Regions from separate parts of the Mus musculus genome. Here region 2 is linked to region 1. Evidence: chromatin loops called from intact Hi-C (ENCODE). Cell type or tissue: heart. All regions are shown on one strand. Each heading gives the region's core, and the rest is flanking DNA. Links, peaks and the distances in the headings are about the cores only. Region 1 has its middle 100 kb from the start of Gm29771. Region 2 overlaps Gm40175 (a long non-coding RNA gene).

Region 1 (10,107 bases), core at 670-8,669:
ATCCAGTTTGAATATGTGCAGCCTCTGACGAGCAGTCTATCATGAAAGCACTAAGCACAACTTGTTCTCTGAACTTAGATCTCTGCTGATAACTGACATATGCCTGCATTTAACATTTGCCAGGCCACACAGAGTTCACAGTGCATTCCACATTTCCCAAGATAGTCACAGGCACTTCATTCACCCTCTGAGAAATTTTCCAGAACCTATCAGCACTGACCTCAACCATTCAAAGCAGGGCTTTACCCTTCTAATGCCTTCTGAACCCATCAGGTAGAAAACCTTCAATATTCAATTAATTTCTCACAGCGCTTGGAAGAGCAAGTGGGAAACATTTCTGTTTCTATTCATGATCGGGTTTTCAAAGTATCTTCTAAGATTTGAGAACAGATATTGCTCAATGGAAATTGATTTTCAATATTATAGGTAACATTTACTAAGCAGAAACTTGGGTGTGTTGAAGCACAACCAAGATCGAATGAAAGATATTCCGGAACTAGAGGATTTTATGATCCCTTATTTGGTATATGTATGTGGTTTCCTCTCACTTTCTCCATTCAGTGCCTCTGGACACACAGTGTACTTGTGTCGATTTCTTACATTCACACTCAGCCTTCATGTGTCTGAGGAAAGGTCTGCTTTGCCCTGCAGCTTCATAGCGGTCCGTTGGATTATCCGAATTCTGTTTGTTTTTGTGATTCTCTCCCTTTGTCTACCTCAAATCCCATAATCCACTGCTTATGCTTGGTAAGTTTAGTAAAGTATATCTTGCTAGGGATGTTCAATTATTATAATCTGTGCTCTTAAACTTTAATTTTTACAATAAAAAAATGGCTGCTGGTAGGATAAAGAGCCAGTTTCTTCAAGAGGGTGGCCTCTCATAGTTTCTACATGCCCCAGCGGGTGGCCAACTGTAGGTGCATGCATGCAACACTAACCAGTCTCAGAGTTTTGTGAAACAAAAAGAGGGTTTGAAATTGAGAGGGAGGCATGGTGGAGAAATGAAGGCTGGGTAATATCAAAATACATTGTACACATGTATAAATTTCTTATAGAAGGGTTTAGAATATTTAATTCTATATAGTTTCTTATGTAGTGAATGGGTGACGATTTTATGTTTATACATCAGATCTTAATAGAGAAAGAAGTTCTCAATCTCCTGAGGCAATAATTCTCGAGTAAAATCACACACACACACTCATATATGTAGACACATGAACACAAATGTAACAAACACATATACCTTGAATTTTTATACCAAAAGTTTCTGATGAAATGCAGTGGTAATAAATTTAAAAGTTAGAAATCAAGGGATGCTTATGCTTTTTATCTACTTTTTTAACTTATTCTCTGAAAACTAGATTTATTTCATTTTATTCTTTATATGTATAGGTGTTTGTCTGCATTGTTGTACCACATGTGTGCAATTTTCATTTGGGGCATAGGATCCCATGAAGCTACAGTGAGAGATGGGAACAGAGTCTGGGTTCTCTCCAAGTGCAACAGGTTCTCTTAACCACTGAGCTGTCTCTCCAGCCCCTTAACTCATTCTCTGACACCAGAAAGCTCACTTTTGTTTTTTGAGAGAACTTTAGAAATGATTTGCATCTAGTGTTTCCGAGCCTGATCATGCCAGTCTCAACCAGAGATTCAAATCAGGAAAGTGCTCTGATTTCCTCTTGTTTGCCTCATCTGCCAGGTGAAATATATATGGAGAACTTCTCGAGTTGTTTCAGTTTCTACAGCAATGGCCTGTTTCATTTTCTTCACAGTGTGGATCACTCTGGTTCAATGGGAAATATTCTTTGAAATGATCAAATTATTTGTATAATTGTGAATATCTAGAAAATAATATGTCAACAACCTGGCTCGATCACCAATTTTCTTTATTTCTTGGCCTTTTGCGATTAACTCTGTATCAAATGAAATCGAGTCTTAAAGATATCTTAGTCATATAGTCATATCATGTTTAATGAAGGTATAAATATTCTAAATCAGACAATTTGCTTTATCCATTCCACTTACTAATCTTTAGTCTTGCCTCAAAGAACCAACTGAAAAATACCATCTGCTAGCATTTCCTCAACATCTAGAGCCCATACCATGGCTTTGAAAGTCCCAGGTTAGTCTCTTCTTTCGCCCTTCATCCTCATATGAGCCATCTTTAGAGACTTCCTGTGCTAGCCTCACGGGCCTGCCTAGACTCCTTGACAGGCCATCTTGAACCACCCCAGTGCCTCTATGACTCTGGGATTTCTTCTCCTGGACTTTTGGGATTCACAGAAACAGGTGACTTCTGCTTTGTGCTACATTAATACTTGGGTGGACTGATTGCTGGTAGATTAGAGAATGTGAGAGAATCACTGAAGATATAAAATTTGTTATAGTCTGAGATAAATATATTAAAATGGAAAACAGCTTAGGGTCCTAGTTACCATTTTTATGTTTAGAATGGTAAATATAAGAGGATGTAGAGCCCCAGGCTGTTAGAGAGCCCAGAGTAAATGTCTCTTTGGTACACTGGCCTTTTTATCTCTGATTCTGTGTGTGTATGTGTGTACATGTTCCTCTATGTGAGCGCAGACTCACAGATGCCACCATGTGCACGTAGAGGTGAAAGAACAGCCTTGACCTCTGTCTCGGCTTTGTTGAACACGGTCTCCGTCGTTTGCTACATTTTCCAGGCAAGCTGTCTTAGGCCTCTAGGGATTCCCCACTCTTCACCTCCCACCTACTCCTAGAACTACTGCCCTTACACATTTCTGCCCCCTGGCTTTTTAAATTATATGTCTGGGGATTCAAACCAAGTTTATCACACTAGTGCAGCAAGGACTTTGCCCACTGAGCCACCTCACCAATCTGGATGGACATTCTTAATGCATACCTTTCAACACAAACTCTGGGAAGTAGACTACAGTTTGCACAGAAACTTCTACTAACACCTTTAAAAATACATCTTAATTGATATAATTTAGTTACATGTATTTCAACTACACTCTGCCCTCTCTACATTTAAAATTACACAACGTTTTTCTAAATGCAGATTACACATATTTTTAATCAGGAGTTTTTTCCTCCTCCTCCTCCTCCTCCTCCTCCTTCTTCTTTTCCCTCCCTCATGACCTCCTCCCATGTCAAACTAATGAATTTACAAATCCATAGAAAGTGTGGTGAGTCATTCCTTACTGACGTTTTTTTTTAAGATCTGACCTTACCCAGTTTGAACTGAAATGCATTGCAAGCAACTCCTTCCTGCTGTTGTCTAGAAATAATATGGGTTTAATATTTCGTCCCTACAACCTAAAGACGTTGCATTTTATTAGAACATGAAACCCTTAAGTGAAAATGCTTTCCCTAATATTAATGTACAAAATCCAGCAAAATTGCTAATTAGAGTTAATTATAATTAATTGTTCAAAAGTTCAGAATCCATGCCAAGTCTCGGCATTGCCATTTTATTCCAGTGTCCGGTTTTTTTTTGTTTGTTTGTTTGTTTGTTTTGTTTTGTTATTACATATTTTTTCATTTACATTTCAAATGCTATCCCCTTTCCTAGTTTCCTCTGACAGTTCCCAGTACCTTCCCCCCATCCTGTTCCCCAACCTACCCACTCCAGCTTCCAGGCCCTGGCATTCCCCTGTACTGGAGCATATAATCTTTGCAAGACCAAGGACCTCTCCTCCCACTGATGACCGACTAGGCCATCCTCTGCTATATATGCAGCTAGAGACACAAGCTCTGGGGGAACTGGTTAGTTCATATTCCTCCAATAGGGTTGCAGACCCCTTCAGCTCCTTGGGTACTTTCTCTAGCTCCTCCATTGGGGGCCCTGTGTTCCATCCAGTAGATGGCTGTGAGCATCCACTTCTTTATTTGCCAGGCACTGGCATAGCCTCACAAGAGAGAGCTAGCTATATCAGGGTCCTGTAACCTAAATCTTGTTAGTATATGCAATAATGTCTGGGTTTGGTGGTTGTTTATGGGATGGATCCCCAGGTGGGGCAGTCTCTGAGTCCTTCCGTCTCAGCTCCGAACTTTGTCTCTGTGTGTCTGTTGTTTATATTCAAAATCAGCCTTACATTAGCAATGCTCATTATGGTCTGAATAGGAAACATGCCACAGGTTCGTGTTTGCACACTTGGGCCCGAGCCAGCAGTTCTATTTGGAAAGGTAATAGAAACTTGCTAGAAGAAGGATGTCATCTGCAGAGGCGGGGTCAAGATTTCAATGCCTGGCCTCCCATTTGCTATTGTCCCTGTGCTTCCGGCGTCCTGCACTGTGTGATTGGACAGCTTCCTGTTCCAGGTTCCCGTTCCCCCACGCAGCCTGGTCTTTCCTGCCTGTTGCCGTGTCTTCCAAGGGATGTGATATGGAACTGTAAGCCCAAATAAACTCTTCATCCCATAAGTGGTTTCCATTAGGGTATTTTATCCCAATAACAGAAAAGAAATTAATACAGTATCGAAATCATCTTAAGATTTCCAGTTACATTGTTTTCCAAAAATGGGATATTATATACAGTCATTTGTTTTAAAACAAGATAAAAAATTAAAAGCCATCATTCTCACGTTTAAAACTCTTCCTTTTTTACTGCCCCACCCCCACCCCCTAAACTTTGTTATACCAGATGGAGAAAATGTGTCCCGTTGAAAGCCATTTCTGACAAGCAAAACAATGTCAATTTTTAGAAACTCGTAAATGCAAACCAGAAGTGAAAACCTAGTGGAGAGACGTAGTGTGCACAGAAAATATCTAAAGACAAAATTCGATGGCTATAGGATGCCTTATCAACAGCCTTAATGTACCCCTAATTAATCACAGCGCCTCCTCCATCAAGTTCAGAGCAGGTAAAGAAATGGGTTCTTAACAGGCGTGTCCGTGGGGCTTCAAGCGCTTTCTGAGGGATGCGCCATAGGCAGGCCTTTCTGTAACGTAAGCGTATGCTGCTCTCTGTTGGCGAAGGAGGAGCACTGTTCGACTTGACTGCCGGTGGAGTTTGTTTTTTCCAACTTTTTCAAAAGCGGGTTTTTTTGTTAAGAGAAACAGTCTGTTTGGATACCGCATTCTCGGTGCCGTTTGCACACATTAAAAATGCTAATTGCTAACCTTAGAACAGCTAGTAGTGCCTGAAATAATTCTGGGTTTCTAAATTGATGTGACTCGAAGCCAATGGGAGTATACACGCCAATGTGTTCATTTATAGACTCCAGGAAACTCCATTTTGTAATAAACCGAGTACCAAATAAAGGGAGGCGCGGGAAAGGCCCTAACCGCGTGGTCTTGGAGAAACGATCGCCGAAAGGTGGAGCCTTAGCAAGGCTCCTAAGTGCTTCGTCCACTTTATTTCATAGGGGGGAAAAAACTGATCCATTACAGAGCAAGAAATTGTTACTGGATAAGCATAAGTAGAAGCCCAAAACCTTTTGTGATAATCAGTTTTCATTTCAGGAGCAGTGCTGAGCTGGAAACAGCTGGGACCAGCTTGCCAGAATTAGCTGTGTACAGTGTCCACCAACTCTATGTTCAATACCATAATTCTGTCAGACAAAATCTGTCATGGTAGGAGTCTAATAAACACGATATAAATCAGCAAACACTTAAATAAGGATTTTGTCAGAAAAAGAGAGAGAAAGGAGCGAGAGAGAGAGAAAACATGCATATCATGGGCAGAAATGGTTATTAAGCATTTAGTAACGCATCTATAGATATATAATAAGGTCTGAAAAGGAGACATTTTCTTCTTACCAAAGAAAACTTGTAATTAGCAAATTTTTGTTAAGCACAATGGCTATAAACTCCGAGGAAAAGCTTTCTTAGAAGACACCATTCCGGATGAAACACGGTATAACTGTTCGTGGTTGTACAACCACAAAGAGGCCCCTTTGCCCCTTGCTTTTAGACGAGCACAAATCAAACAGGTCTACATGCTTCATTGTCAGGAAAGAAATTGTGCGCAAGTAACATGTTCTCTCCCTAAGTCAAAATCTATCCCCACTAGGTTGTGTTTTTACATTCCTCTCCCTCCCTCCCTCCCTCCCTCCCTCCCTCCCTTCCTCATGTGTGTGCATGCTTATATGTATGAGTTGCATGTTGTGTGTGTGAGAGAGAGAGAGGGAGGGAGAGAGAGAGAGAGAGAGAGAGAGAGAGAGAGAGAGAGAGAGAGAGAGAGAGAGAGAGCACATTTGTGTATATGTGTGTGGAAGCCCAGCTCTGGCTTTGGAAATCATCTTCCACAGCTTTTCCATCTCCTTCACTGAAGCTAAATCTCTCAATCAAAATCAAGCCCTCAGCATGGCTCGTCTTACAGACCATCTTGCTCTGAGATCCTCTCTTGCCTTCTTCTAAGGCTAGACTTAGAGACAGTCCACCACCCCCACTTGGTCCCTATGGGTTTCTAGTCCTCATGTTGAGCCATCTCCTCTGTCTCGGTGTCTTACATCAGCTCTCTAAAATAATAGAGGCTGGGAAATTTGGGAAATGTTACGACACCCAAATATCACATCTTCAAGCACATAACCATGGCAAAATGCTTGGGTATGTTTTTGTGTTGCATGGGATACAGGTAGTAAATGTTTCATGATGACAATATGAAAGTAAAAGTTTGTTCTTATTCAACAATGATGTTGTATAACTCTCCACTACTATATGAATTTCATGCACCAAGAGAAGGGGGAATCCCAGAGCCTTGTGGAATTCTCCTTTCACCAGACATTTACACAGACTAATTTAAAAAACAACTCAAGTGCAGCCTCCTGTCTCCAGGGCACACACATTTTACTTCTAGAGTATATACATATACATATACATATACATATACATATACATATACATATACATATACATATACTACATATACTACATATACTACATATACTACATATACTACATATACTACATATACTACATATACTACATATACTACATATACTACATATACATCATATACATCATATACATATACATCATATACATATACATATACACATAGCTTTTTGATGTCTTATGCATGCTAGAGGCTTGCTTAATGCATTCACAGTGCACATCCAAGAAATTTCTGAGTCCAGTATAGCTTCCACTATGTAAGGAAGATTATCAGAAAGATTTGGATTATTACTTCAACTTCAGCTCTGCCTTTGTTCCCAGGACTCACTTGAAGATGTTATACATCAAGGTTACTGTTCTGTTGGGAAAAAAACCTACTATCAATTAATGATTTTATATAAAAATAATGTAAACAGACTCACTGAGAGTTCAGCTAAACAGTTCCACCAATGTCCCTATCAGTGATAAGACAACTGAGCAGCTGACCGACAGCACCAGCCGTTGAATGCAGAAATGGGGCCTTTCAAATCGCTCTCCGTTTCCTCATAATGAAAACCAATAGCAAAACTGTGTTGGAAATGAAAAGATGCTAGAAAAGATGATCACGGAACACAGACAGTCACTCACTTGCCACTTAAACCTCAAAATGAAAAGGTATCTGGCGATAGAAGGCCATTCCTAGTGTTATTGATGTGAGGACAGAAAAATCATCATATCGGTAGCAGAGACAGAAAGAATCAACACCAGGCACAGCACAATCAATGAGAATGCAGTTTTCAGCGTTACAAGTCATTAAGTTGAAGCTGTGTGAGAATCAGTTTTAAATACAACATATAATCAGAATCTACTGTGAAGCCACATAATAAAAATAACTTTCTAAAAACTACGACAAGTCAATAAAGGTGTTGATTTAATAAACTAGAAAGTCTGACCCTGGGGAACAGCTTCTTTTCGAGGCTCCTCATCAGAGAGAATAAAAACAAAACTATAGCTTACTGAGTACACAGGTGTACAAATAGATCTTCCCAGAACCCCTGTGGGCACGCCAACCATCACCCCATTTTACAGATGAGGAAAACAGAGGTAAGGCACTCACTAAGTGCCTTTCCAAGGAGCTGCTCTGGGAAAGTGATAGAGTAGGATTTGAACCCAGCCTTACAGCAATAGCATTACACACTTCTCATCCATGTTAAAGATAAAACTACAAAACCCAGAAATTTTTGCCTCATTCTGCTGCCTGCCCCTAATCTACAGTAGTGGACATTAAGTTTTGCAGTGTGCTAAACCAGTTGCCTAGGACCAATACATAATGTCTTCAGAGCCAGGGCACCTGGGAATTAGAGTCAGGCCCTCCCATCAGTCCATGCTACAAATAAACACTTGATAAACTTCCTCACATACAACTCTTATTTATATCTAAGTTCATTATACTTTGTTTCAGATGGCTTTTTCCTATACTAGAATTTAAGGCCTTGGAAAATGAGGATATTAGTAATTTCTTTCTTTACTAACTAGTGTGATTCTAGCTAGCTAATACGAAACATGTGTTTGTTAAAATGAAACTAGATGTAATAGCCAATAAAGGCTGGCTTAAAGGACATAACATTAATTTATATATTAAAAGAAGACTTTGTAAATGATAATGTCTACTACTGTACACTGTATGTAGGGCATGCAGAAGAATGAGGCAAAGGCTGCTGCTCCTGAGGAAGCAGGTAAGTGATATTCTTTTAGGAAGGTTCCAACTTCTCTCTTTTATTCTTCATCTGATGGAATCTTTCTTAGGAGTTGGGGGTGCAGCTCGGTTGGCAGAATGCTTGCATGGCTTATAGGAAGCCCTGGGTCTATCCCCAGCAGCACATGCATCCTGCATGTAGCAGTGCCTACAATGCCAACACTCCAAAAAATAGAGGCAGAAGAAGCAGAAGGTCAAGGTCATAGGACAATTCACAGTCAGTTCAAGGCCAGTGGGAGCTACATACAACACTGTTGGGAAGGGAAGGGAAGGGAAGGGAAGGGAAGGGAAGGGGAGGGGAGGGGAGGGGAGGGGAGGGGAGGGGAGGGGAGGGGAGGGGAGGGGAGGGGAGGGGAGGGAAGGGAAGGGAAGGGAAGGGAAGGGAAGGGAAGGGAAGGGAAGGGGAGGGGAGGGGAGGGAAGGGAAGGGAAGGGGAGGGAAGGGAGAGAGGGGAAAGGGGAGGGGAGAAGAGGGGGAAAGGGAAGGGAGAGGAGAGAGAACAGGGGAGGGCAAGGGAGGGCAGGAAAGAGAGAAGGGAGAGGAGAGGAAGGAAGGGGAGGGGAGAGGAGGGGAGAGGAGGGGAAGAAGATTAGGGAAGGAGAAAGGAAAGAGGGGAGGGGGGAAGGGAGGGAGAGAAGGGGAGAGGAGGGGATTCGAGGGGAGTGGAGGAGACATTTTAGACTTTCGTCCTTATCTGCTCTACTTCAGCAGTAGCATCACCACTACTTGGCGTGGCTGCTCCCAATATCCACCTTTTTCTCTCCCACAGGGCTAAGTTTTTAGAATAGTTTTTAAATATAATAGTTTCAGAATAAGTTTGAAATATAAAAAGATTCATAAAATATAGGTTCTTCATCTTCAGTCCTTTAAAAAAAAAGAAGACTGATGTAATATGAACTCAGAGACTCTGCTAGCAGAGACCTGCAAGTGTTCAAGCTGATAAATAAAATCCCAGTATAAACAAAAGGAAATGGCACAAAGTCCCACCCCTGATCAAGAAAAGATGAATTTGTTGAGAAGTAGAAAACCAGTTTTCTCCAGTGACGAGTCACTGAGAATTCCAACCACACTCCAGGGAAAGCTTCACATTCGCAAATAGTTGACCAGCACAAAATGGACACCATGGGTTTGTTTTGACTTGATTTGATTTGATTTTGTTTATTCTTTGTAAGAGAGAGAAAAAAACATGATGTTGGGTGAATAGGGTGAATAGGGAGGTGGGGAGTGTCTGGGAGGATTTGGGGTAGGTATGGTCAATACATTGTATGAAAAGCTTTTAGAATACTTTTGAAATATAATTTAAAATAGCCCAGGGAAAACAAAATCCAAACTATGAACCATGGCATCTAGGTATTGGGGATTTATTACAGTGAAGTGTCTTTGTGCACATACCTTGTTATTCTACTTTTCAACACTGTAGTAACATACCTGAGACTGGATAGCTCTGTGGAGAGAAGAGTTATGGTTCTCAAAGTCCAACACATATTAGTGGTATCTGCTCAGCTCTAGGAAAGACTTCATGTTATGACAGTATCATGCTGGGCCTTGTG
Region 2 (10,107 bases), core at 1,173-9,172, 1.0 Mb before region 1:
TGTTAGGAAGCTTGGGTAGACAGGTTGGGAGAACTAGATTTTGCAGGACCTTGAAGGTTGCAAACTGGAATCTTGACTGTATGGCACAAGAAAGAATATTTTAATAAGTGAAGAATTTAACCATATCAATATTTTAGAACTGTCTAATAATGAATCCAAAGAGTTGAACAGAGATGTTTATCAAGATACTATTGTTATGGTTCCTAGAACTACAGTACTTTCACAATACTTCAAATGTATGACATTACTGTTGCCTGTTTCTTTGTTCTTACACTATATAAAGTACTATTTTCCTGAACAGAAGTGTAGGATAGGGTTGCACTTAGTGATCTTCATGGTTCCCTCCGCAGGGAATGATATATAATGGGGGGGAAATTAGAATAGAACTCAACATAGTTATTATTTCTTACTATTATTCAACTTTAGTTTAACAACTTACTGTTTTCTTAACCTAGGGTTTCTCTCTTGAGAATATGAAGACCACCATCATACTATATAATTAGTTTTTTTTAAAAAAAGCAAATGTATGAATTCTTAGTAGACTGAAAATTTTATATCATGAGACTCAACTTCTGTGGTGAAGTGAGTATATGGCAGGTGCTGCTGACTTTTGAGAGTAATTGGAGTCAATAGAAAAAAATGTAAGCTGGTCCGAGGGGATCATTTATTCAGAACATGCCATGCTTTGCTGTAATTCCTTAACTGAATTGCTCACATTTAATTTTTGATACATAAAATTTTTAACTAGTCCAGTCCATATGCAGAACTGCATAGGAATCACTAGGTGCTTTCGGTTATTCAATGAACATTTGCTATGTGCTGTGTTTGGCATTGGTCCAGTATCAAGAGCAAAGCTCAATGAGACAGCAGAGGTGTGTCCCACAAGAGTGTGCATGCATGTATCTACCTCCCTGTGTGACAGCCATTGTAGAATCTGAAACTTTACATTGCATCCTATTTTAGAAGTCAACATTCAAATCAAACAGGGATTGAAGGTTCTTTACTATATCTCTTTCCAAAAATTATGTAACCTAAAATGAGGGAAATAAAATTATACTTTATCAGTGAATGAGTTTGGGGATGGGGTGGGGATAAACAAAGGACCCATGGGAACAGAATGATGAATGGGGTGATATTAAGAGTTCTGGCAGAAAACACAGGTCACATTAAACACAGAAAGGGAGATTCATTCAGGTGCATAAAAATGTGGCATCTCTATTCACAGGAACTACCCCCTGTATTTGTTCTATTACAGAGCTATTAACTTCCAAGAAAACAAAAATTAAATTCTCAGGCTGCAAGGAGCTTATGAAATTAATTATGAAGATGTGTGTGGAAAAGGGTTCTGTTGCATAGGTCTGTGAGCATAATAAAGGAAATAAACAGAATAGAAAATGCACCTCCATTGGAGAGCTGCAAAAGACTTACAATAGGAAATATTCTGATATTACAGAGAAGTATATATATATATATATATATATGACTATTTTTTAAAATTGTGTTTCAATCCTTTCCCATAATTCCATGGCCATTTCCCACAGGACAATTTCCATATGGGATTTGTGAGTGGGGTGGAGAAATTTTGGGTACAATGATCCCACAGGATTCTTCATTACAGTTAAATGAAAATGGACCCTTGAATAAAGCTTTTTCTTGAACACATAAAATCCCAAATGTGCAATACAAAGTGGTTTAAGCGGTTCTTGGTGATTTCTGCCGTGAGCTCTAATCTCAGATCATTCACGGTGACATCTAAATGTTGATTTTGAGAATTTGTCTCCCTTCTCCATCCTCCCCTCTTCCCCTACTGCACTTCCACTCCCCCCTCTTTATTCTCTTGCCAGAAAGATAGATCAACTCATCATGAACAATGCAGGAAGCAGCAGTTGAAAGTAATAACATAAAAAAGAAAAGCATAAAAAAAAACAGAAATTGAAATACAAAGATGAATGTTTATAATATAGTTCAGGGCAGGGGGTAATCCAGGCAGACTCAACCAGGCACAGGGCAATGAGAATAACTTTATTGAAGTCTTCAAAAAGTCTTTGGGGTCTTTAACACAAAGACATCACCAGAGGCTCCAATATGTGACACGTCATGATGCTAAAATTGAGTCTTACGCTAGTACACCAGAAGTTATTAAAAAACAAGATACTGAGCCTAGGGAGATAACTTACTCCATACCAGAGCTGAGGTTGTCCTCTGGCTTCTTTAGGCACATGTGCACATGTACACACACATACACATGCACCCACACACGCACAAACACAAACACATTCACAGACAAAATAAAAGTACAAACAACAACAAAACCTAAGACACCCGATCAACGATGCCATGTTACAATGCTGACAAGCACATAAGGTCCTTATTTTTTATTACAAAAGAAGAAAATGGGGCAAAAGACACTGGACAAACATATAGGATAATCTGTAGCTATAGACAATGTCAATTCTGCAAGTGCTTCCTAAGGATTTACGGTTCATAATTCTGTGTGGATGATCAAAACCTTACTAGCCTGACTTACTAGCGTCCAAACATTCCCTCATGCAGACGTCAAGATAAGCAGAAATGCCTCAAGGTTTAAGGACAGTCTCCAGCCCTTAGATCAAATACCACATGAGACCTTTAATGTCATTACAAAGCAAAGGAGTCTAAGTTTGTAAGTTCCCATCTGAAACACCCCAACACAGTGAAGTACGTGCCAATTGATTTATCCCTCTGGAAGAATGAAAGGTTGGGTTGGACCTGGGGAGACTTTAACTTCTCATCCTTGAGAATCTTCCAGAGCTTCAAACCTGAAGTTTGATGTGCAACCTACTGGTTTAAAGGGACCTACATATTCGTACTAGAGAGTCTGACATGGTGGGTGGGTACATCAGACATCAGAGAGAGCAATTTAGTCAGCAAGACACTGGACCCTCTGTTCTAATCATAAAAAAGATGAACGTTCCAAGAGCTACCATGAGGATTGTCACAGGCACGGAGGAAATGTACGTCATCCGGCTGGGACTTTACCCTGTGAGCCTCAGCCTTAGAAAACTCTCAGTCATTGCTGAGAATGTAGCACACCAGTTTCCTACATATTCAAGACGTATATTCTGCTGTAATGAAATTACTGTAATACTGTCGAATACAGGTCTGAGTTCCAGGGTGGTGATGTTATTCATCTTGATTTAGTTAATCCTCCCCAGAAAGCCAGTCCAACAAGGCAGGGATGTGTATGTTTCCTGAAGCAGTTTGTCCAGCTAGGGATCTACCACATATAACATGTTGCTCTTCGGAGGAGTGAGAGACAGCTCCGCAGGGCGACCTGCAGCAGCTGGAGGAGGAGCCTTTTCAAAGCGCAATGCTCCAGCTGTCACTGACTCTGCTGAAGCAAAGAATTTCATGATGAGACAGCATGCAGCAGAGTTGGAGTATATTGAGAGGAGAATTTTTTTTTTAATGTGGATTCAAGCCTCAGCCCTGGCATTATCAGAGAGGTGCTCAGAAAGTGTATACAGATTGTGAGTGTGGGCTCTCCAGAAAGTCTTCTTTCGGGTCTCCACAAAAGCCATTTATGCCACCTTGGGAGCTTTTCAAGTTACTTTGTTTAAAGGGATGACAGCTTTTTTTTTATTAATTTTTTTTTAAAATTGTATTATTTTATATTATGTTTGCTAAATAGAATCATAGAATAAATTTTCAGGTTCCCTGAACAGGAACATCAGTTGATAAAACCATATATCTTAAATATCCAAGGAATTTTCATTCCATGTTTTGACTGTAGACAAATTAGTTTAGCGTCTAATTTGTATGGTTGTTTAAAACATTCGGACTTACAGCTGGGAAAGCAGAGAGTTTAAACTCACAGGTCTAACTAAGCAAGGTTTATTATTGTTTTAACATTCTCATGACATGTCTCTATGTAAAAGGACTGTTGTCTCCAGGGAGGCAATATTCCTAGAAACTTTTGTGGATTTTTCTGTTTTTCTCTCCTCTCATCTGGTTAAAGATTTTAAGCAGATTCCAGGGTTGGGGGTTCCTCTCCCTACCTGTCTGCCTTTAATTTTCTTGTGTCTCTCTGTCCTGCCTCATCTCCAGACTTTGGTAGGTTGATGGAGCTCATTGCATGATACTTGGGAATGAAGGCATGGAGTGTGTGGGTAAGGACAAAAACAAGAAGCCAGCCTTGCTTCCACCTAGGAATCTTCCACCTCGTACTTCAAGGGCTGATCACTATTTTAAGCACTCCCCTGCAGTGTTTCACTTTAATGAGAAACAGAAGTCTCAAGTAACTGGCTCGTTTTATAAATTTAAGAAAAAATATTTTTCACATGTATAGTGTATAGTTAATAAGGAAAAGAGTAAGTGTCCAGGACTATGTTTTTATAAGTGAGAGTCAGGTTAGAGAGGCACTGTGTGAGGAGATTTTTTTTTTCTTTTGGCAATTCAGGCATTTGTCATAGGCACATTGGTAGAAAACTAGCCCCCTGATGGTTTCACCTAATACTATTTTAGAAGAAAGATTAACCATGGACTTGTTAATTTGCTGAAAAGTTGAACATAGTATTATGCCAACTTTCCTGGAGTCTTGGTACTTTCAGATCAAGCATCCGCAGCAGACTCACAGTTAAAGGCCCTACAGAGTTGGCCGTTCCCAGCACAGGACCCATGCCACTCATTCAAAGCTCTCAGTGATAACAGCCAGTGACAGCTACCTCAGTCAAAAACGGGAGCTGAGCCAACATGGGTAAGGTGAAAGGGGACAATGTGAAGCAATTTTTATATCTGGGGAGGGAAAGCCAGTCTATTTAATAGTAACTACGTGTGGAGCAATATCTGAAGCCCTTCCTGAATGTTAACCCCCTTGGTCTCTAAAACCACCTTTCTGAGGAGCTGGTGATCCTTGTCTGTTTATATTCTATTTGTCTGTCTGTTTTTGCCTTCCCTGCCTGAGGAAGCCGAGGCTCAGAGAGGTCTGGGGCTTTTCTAAAATCAATCAGGCTATGATGGGCAGACAGGTTTAACTGCCACCATGACGATTCTGGTCCTTGCCTCTTTCTTTCTACACCTGTATGCCTTTTGTTATTTTTAATTATTCAAGTTTGTTGGGTTTTGTTGTTGGTTTGGTTTGGTTTCTGATTGTGTGCACAGAGATGCACATGCAAACACCTAATGAGGCCAGTAGAGGGCATCAGATCCCCCTGCACTGGAGTTACAAGGCGTTATGATCTGCCTAATGGTAGTACTGGGCATAGAGCTTAGATCCTCTGTAAGAGCTATCAGCACTTTCAACCACTGAGCCATTTCTCCAGTCCCTACATGCAATTTCTAAGACATCCATAGACGAACCAATCCCTGAGCATATCATTCTATAAAACAGGTACTAAATGTACACATTTATCAGATCTTCAGGCTAAGCATTGGGCTTACAAGCAGGGTCTCACTAGGCAACTTTGGCTGCCTCGGAACCAGCTCTGTAGTCCAGGTTAGACTCAAAGGCAGAAAGATCCTCCTGCCTCTGCCTCCCAAGGGCTGGCATTAAAGCTGTGGCACCGTGCCCAGCTCTGAAGCCCCATGCAGGATAATCATGCACGTTCATGATTTTTTCTTTCTTTAGAAATGAATTATGTCAAAATGAATCTTTTGGCCAAAACAATTCTACAAACCCAGAATCGTTTGGAACAAAAGTATATACAATTAATTCTTAAGAAATTACAAGAGGAAAAAGTATCTTAAATTTTCAAAGTCTTCACCATCATTTTCTTAGACTAAAAGTCAGTGCACTGCTAGCAGGCTAATCGCATGTCAGTCAGTATGGGGCTTCTTTAAGAACTAGTGCTGTTTGTTCTAAGAAAAGTATTGGGTATACAACTGGGAAATCCTTTTAATCACAAAACACTGTATTAACTAAAAGTATTCCAAGAAATAATCACGTTAATAATGATAGAAAAATATCTGGTTATTAAAAATAACATAAAAATTGTTCTTTATTTTGGCAAGAGTTTCAAAATCATCAATTATGTTTCAAATTTGCTGTAAATTGTGAAACTCCCTTGGAAGAGGTTTATCTGCGCTATTACATAATTCCTGCAAATGGGAAGCCACCTTTCTCTATCCACTGCGCTTTCATAAAACAGGCAAATATACATCTCAATGGCAGATTAAGGCTTTTTTTTGTAGCTAAGCCTAATTAAAATGGCAACATTCCAATGGTTTCTTTACCAGGGAGCAAGGACATTGGTAAGGGATAAAAAGATACCCAGCATTTTGATGTGTTTGCTTCCAGTGTTTAAATGTGGCAACAGAAAACAGTTACTGGCCCGGCCATGAGCAACATTTGAACTAGTTGCTTAGAGAGAGGCCAGGAAGTCAAGATGGTTAAACACATTCTGACAGTAGATTGTTGGGTATGCCGTTTTGCCATTTTTCTGCAACACAGACATTTTGCAAATTGGATCCTAGCATTTTATAGTCCCCTCCTGAAATTATTTTGCACACAAGAAGTTCTACAGTCAAGGAGCTGGTTGACCTTTAATAAACCCAGCCTTTCCCTACAGAGGGGACCGTGGACTTCTTGCTTTTCTTTTTCCTTTCTAGTCCCACCTGTACTCACCTGTTACTGAAAGAGGACCACATTCCTGGTGAATGCTGTCCCTTGTCATGTCACAAGTTGGCTTTATCCTTCTGGGCACGTGGTGCCAAAGACTACTGACTAGGTGGCTGATTAAAAAGCACGCAAACTTCATTTGGAGCCTGGGAAGTCTCAAATGAAGGTATGAAAGGGCTGGTGCCTGGTGAAGACCAGCCCCTGATTCCGGGGATGACGTCTTATTGCTAATATAATAAGAGCAGACCAGGAATGCTGTCTTGAGTGTCAAGGGAAGCCAAAGCCACAGAGAGCATTCAAGAAGGCAACTGTTAATTCATTTCTTCTCTTATTTGGTTAAGACTTCGCCTCAGCCCCTTCATAGGAGTTCAGTCCCAGTGCAGTAATTTGGGGGTGGGGAGGTGTCCTTAGATCACAGAGATTATCCATCACTCACAAATGTCTCAAGGCCCATTTTATATCCTAGCCTTACTTTACACACATTGACATGCTTACTCTGTGCCTGAAGCTGCTAATCCAAATCTCAAAACAGGGTTATAGCAGGCAAGCAAGTAGGACCTTGCTGGCCACTGAGAGAAAACACACCTGGCCTGTTTATGCTGATTTCTGAGAACGCCTGCCTCCCATGGATCCAATAATTTATTGAAGACATTTTGTGATTGGAAACCATGCGATCTCCCAGTTGAATTTGTATCTGTCTTAACACCTAGAAGAGAGGAAGCAAACGAGGAAGGGTTTCTGCATCTGATCAAAGCGCTCCAGTTTCCTTGACCTCATTTTCACCCTGCCTCACTAAACTTTTAGAATTATACCAGTTGAAAATTTCACATTTATCTTGAACTTTTCTCTTTCTATTTTAGTCTGGGTCCAGGTGGGATTGATTGGGCAGCAGTTTCGCCAACAGTGAGTTCCAAGTATACAAATAAATGCCATGCATGGAGCAGACATTTTAACATCATCACCTTGATCTGGGCACATGCTACAACATTTAACATTAACATACCACAACTGGGAACCTATTTTCATTACGTTTATTTCATTGTCATATTTTCCTTTTAGGAGATTGAGTTGGGATGGAGGGAGGCAGGTGACTTAGTCAACTTGGTGCACAGTTTCTTTCAGCTTCATAGTTTTAAAGTGCTAAGGCTTTTACAACCAGCAGGGGAATCCACAGGTACTACAGGGGTGAGGGTCAGTTTCCCTGGGAACAAACTTTTCAAGTAGATACACTGCCTTTAGCAAAAATACTTCAAGCAGCAGATTTCATCTTTCTCAGGTTGCAGCGTTCTCCTGGGTGTGACACGTGGTGGACACACGTTACAGTGGGGGGTTGGGAATGGGTCTTTCACACTAACTTGTGTCTTTTGTCCTAAACTAATAAAACCCCGTTTTCACATAGAGATAATGAATATGTTCTCACTGTAGTCCCTTCTCCATGCTTGCAGAAAAATTCTATTCTGTTTAGCAACCTTTCAAATGGATGTACTACATATTTATTATATATTTTGTTAACATCTTTTTAAATAATGTTGAGTAAATAATTAAACACTCTGGGTATGGTAGCCTATGCCTTTAGTCCCAGCACTCGGTAGACAAAGGCAGGCAGATCCACATGAGTTCAAGGTCATCCTGGTTTACAAAAGGAGTTCCAGGGCAGCCAGAGCTACACAGGAAAAACCATGCATCAAAAAAAAATCAAAAAAGAAAAAATAATAATTAAGCAGTTGCTACTTGAAATTTATCAATAAATGATATTTTGATGCGTTTTTTAAAAGATTTATTTATTCATGTATGTGAGTGTTCTGTCTTCCAGTCTGTATGACAGAAGAGGGCATAAAATCTCATTACAGATGTTTGTGAGCAATCATGCAGTTGATAGGAATTGAACTCAGGACCTCTGGGAGAATAATTAGTGCTCTTAACCACTAAGTCATGTTTCTAGCCCCACTGATGTATCTCTAATAGTTAAAATAATCTGAATTATTTTTATATAACTACAAATTTATATTCATTTGGTAAGAAAAAAATCTGTAGAAGAAATGTATTTACTAATATTACTCATTGCAGGAAAATAATCTTGGTAGCAAGTTATCATTAAATTTATTCAAATATTTAAAATTTTAAAATTTCAAATCATAATTTTTAAATTTTAATTTAAGCTAATGTTTTCTTTGCTTTACATTCATGTATAGTTTATCAGTTTTGTATGAAATTAGAATACATTAGAGTTTGTGGTTTTGCTATTCATATGCCAAAGTGTGGTTATTTGTTGGTTTAGATTCATCAGTCAGGGGTTTGACGTAAAGAACTGGCATTATACCAATGCACTGAAACCTTTCTTATGTCCTCTTTTAAACAACATTTCTAAGGCAGCGATGGTTTAAGTTATCCTTGGATACTTATGCATCTAGGGCTAGCATGGGCTACATGAGAGGTGGGAGCTGTAGGCAGTCTCATAAGCTGTCCAGTCACAAGCAAAGAAGAGAAACACAAAAGTCGGAACTAGGCGTGTGGTGGCTGTGGTGTGATCCTGCTTCTAGGAGACCAGTAGCCTGCCATCACCAGAAGAGCTTGCGGGGCCTCTGGGTTTTGCTTTTTGCTTGAGTGTCTTGGGTGTCATGGCTCTCCTCTGAGGTAAATAATGAGAAAGTTGTATTGGTTAATTGTCATGTGCTATTTAAGTTTGTTGAAAGCAGACCCTGGGAATAAGGAGACCCTCCCTTGTCTCTGACACGCATGTTTATGCCAAGAATTCCCTGTCTCATGTCAGGCTGGCCCCTGACCCTGTGTCAGGGAGAAAGAAAAATGGCAAATCAGCCCAAGATTCAAAACACGATGCTCTTGAAAACATTAGGAGACGTCCTTCCCTGCAGAAATACTATTGGTTATCCCGTGGTATCAGCATTGCCGTGGGAATGGAAGCACACACCCCATCCAGGACAGACTGCTCTGCCCGGCCCACAGCTTTGGACAGGTCAGGAGGCGGTACCATTTGCTTCATCCACTGGACGTGCAGGATGCTGTGAGTGATTGACTCATCACTTAGCTCTCCTTCTGCTGCCGCATCCAGCTGTGCTTGTCGTTCTTTCCTTTTTTGCTTGCTACATGCCTAATAAACCCACTCATCCCAAGGCTTTTAAAAGGCCGGTTCTCTTAGTTACTCTTCAGACATTCCCCAACAGCCACGATCCCGGAATTCTGGGAAATAAAGTCCTAAGATGTCAGTCCTCAGCTGAGGAGCGGACAGAGAACAGCCGTAAACAATCAAACACAGGCATGACAGGAGACGCTGGCTTGCAAAAAGCTAACTGTTTTTGTTTTATCTACCAATAAAAATAAGCTTGCATTCTGAAGGTAAACCCTTTCACCTTTAAACTGAATTTTCATACTAATTGATTGCTAGGCAAGTATTTATTTTGTGCCCCTAGTAAATGGCAGCCACAGTTACAGACACCTGGAGGGAATGCGATGGCAAACATGCAGGAGAGGTGTTGGCCTTTCCGGCATGGAAG

What was found. Peaks named below come from ENCODE experiments on the same cell type or tissue, not always from the same donor. Only the 100,000 strongest peaks of a DNase experiment are listed, where the experiment ranks them.
Region 2: a loop joins it to region 1, with 3 times the contacts of the local background. A loop is called at or near these places in 4 of 42 quality-filtered maps.

The regions. Positions count from the first base shown.
Region 1 is chr3:146,989,394-146,999,500 of GRCm38, reverse strand. No RefSeq gene overlaps it. Among named protein-coding and RNA genes, the nearest start is that of Gm29771, 100 kb to the left of the region's middle. In heart, for the core only: a CTCF peak has its summit at 4,962; no DNase peak of the experiment used is centred there; H3K4me3 peaks cover 356 bases; H3K27ac peaks cover 645 bases.
Region 2 is chr3:147,999,248-148,009,354 of GRCm38, reverse strand. All of the region lies in intron 2 of Gm40175 (a long non-coding RNA gene), which reads right to left. Among named protein-coding and RNA genes, the nearest start is that of Gm40174, 14 kb to the right of the region's middle. In heart, for the core only: a CTCF peak has its summit at 5,171 (motif pointing right); no DNase peak of the experiment used is centred there.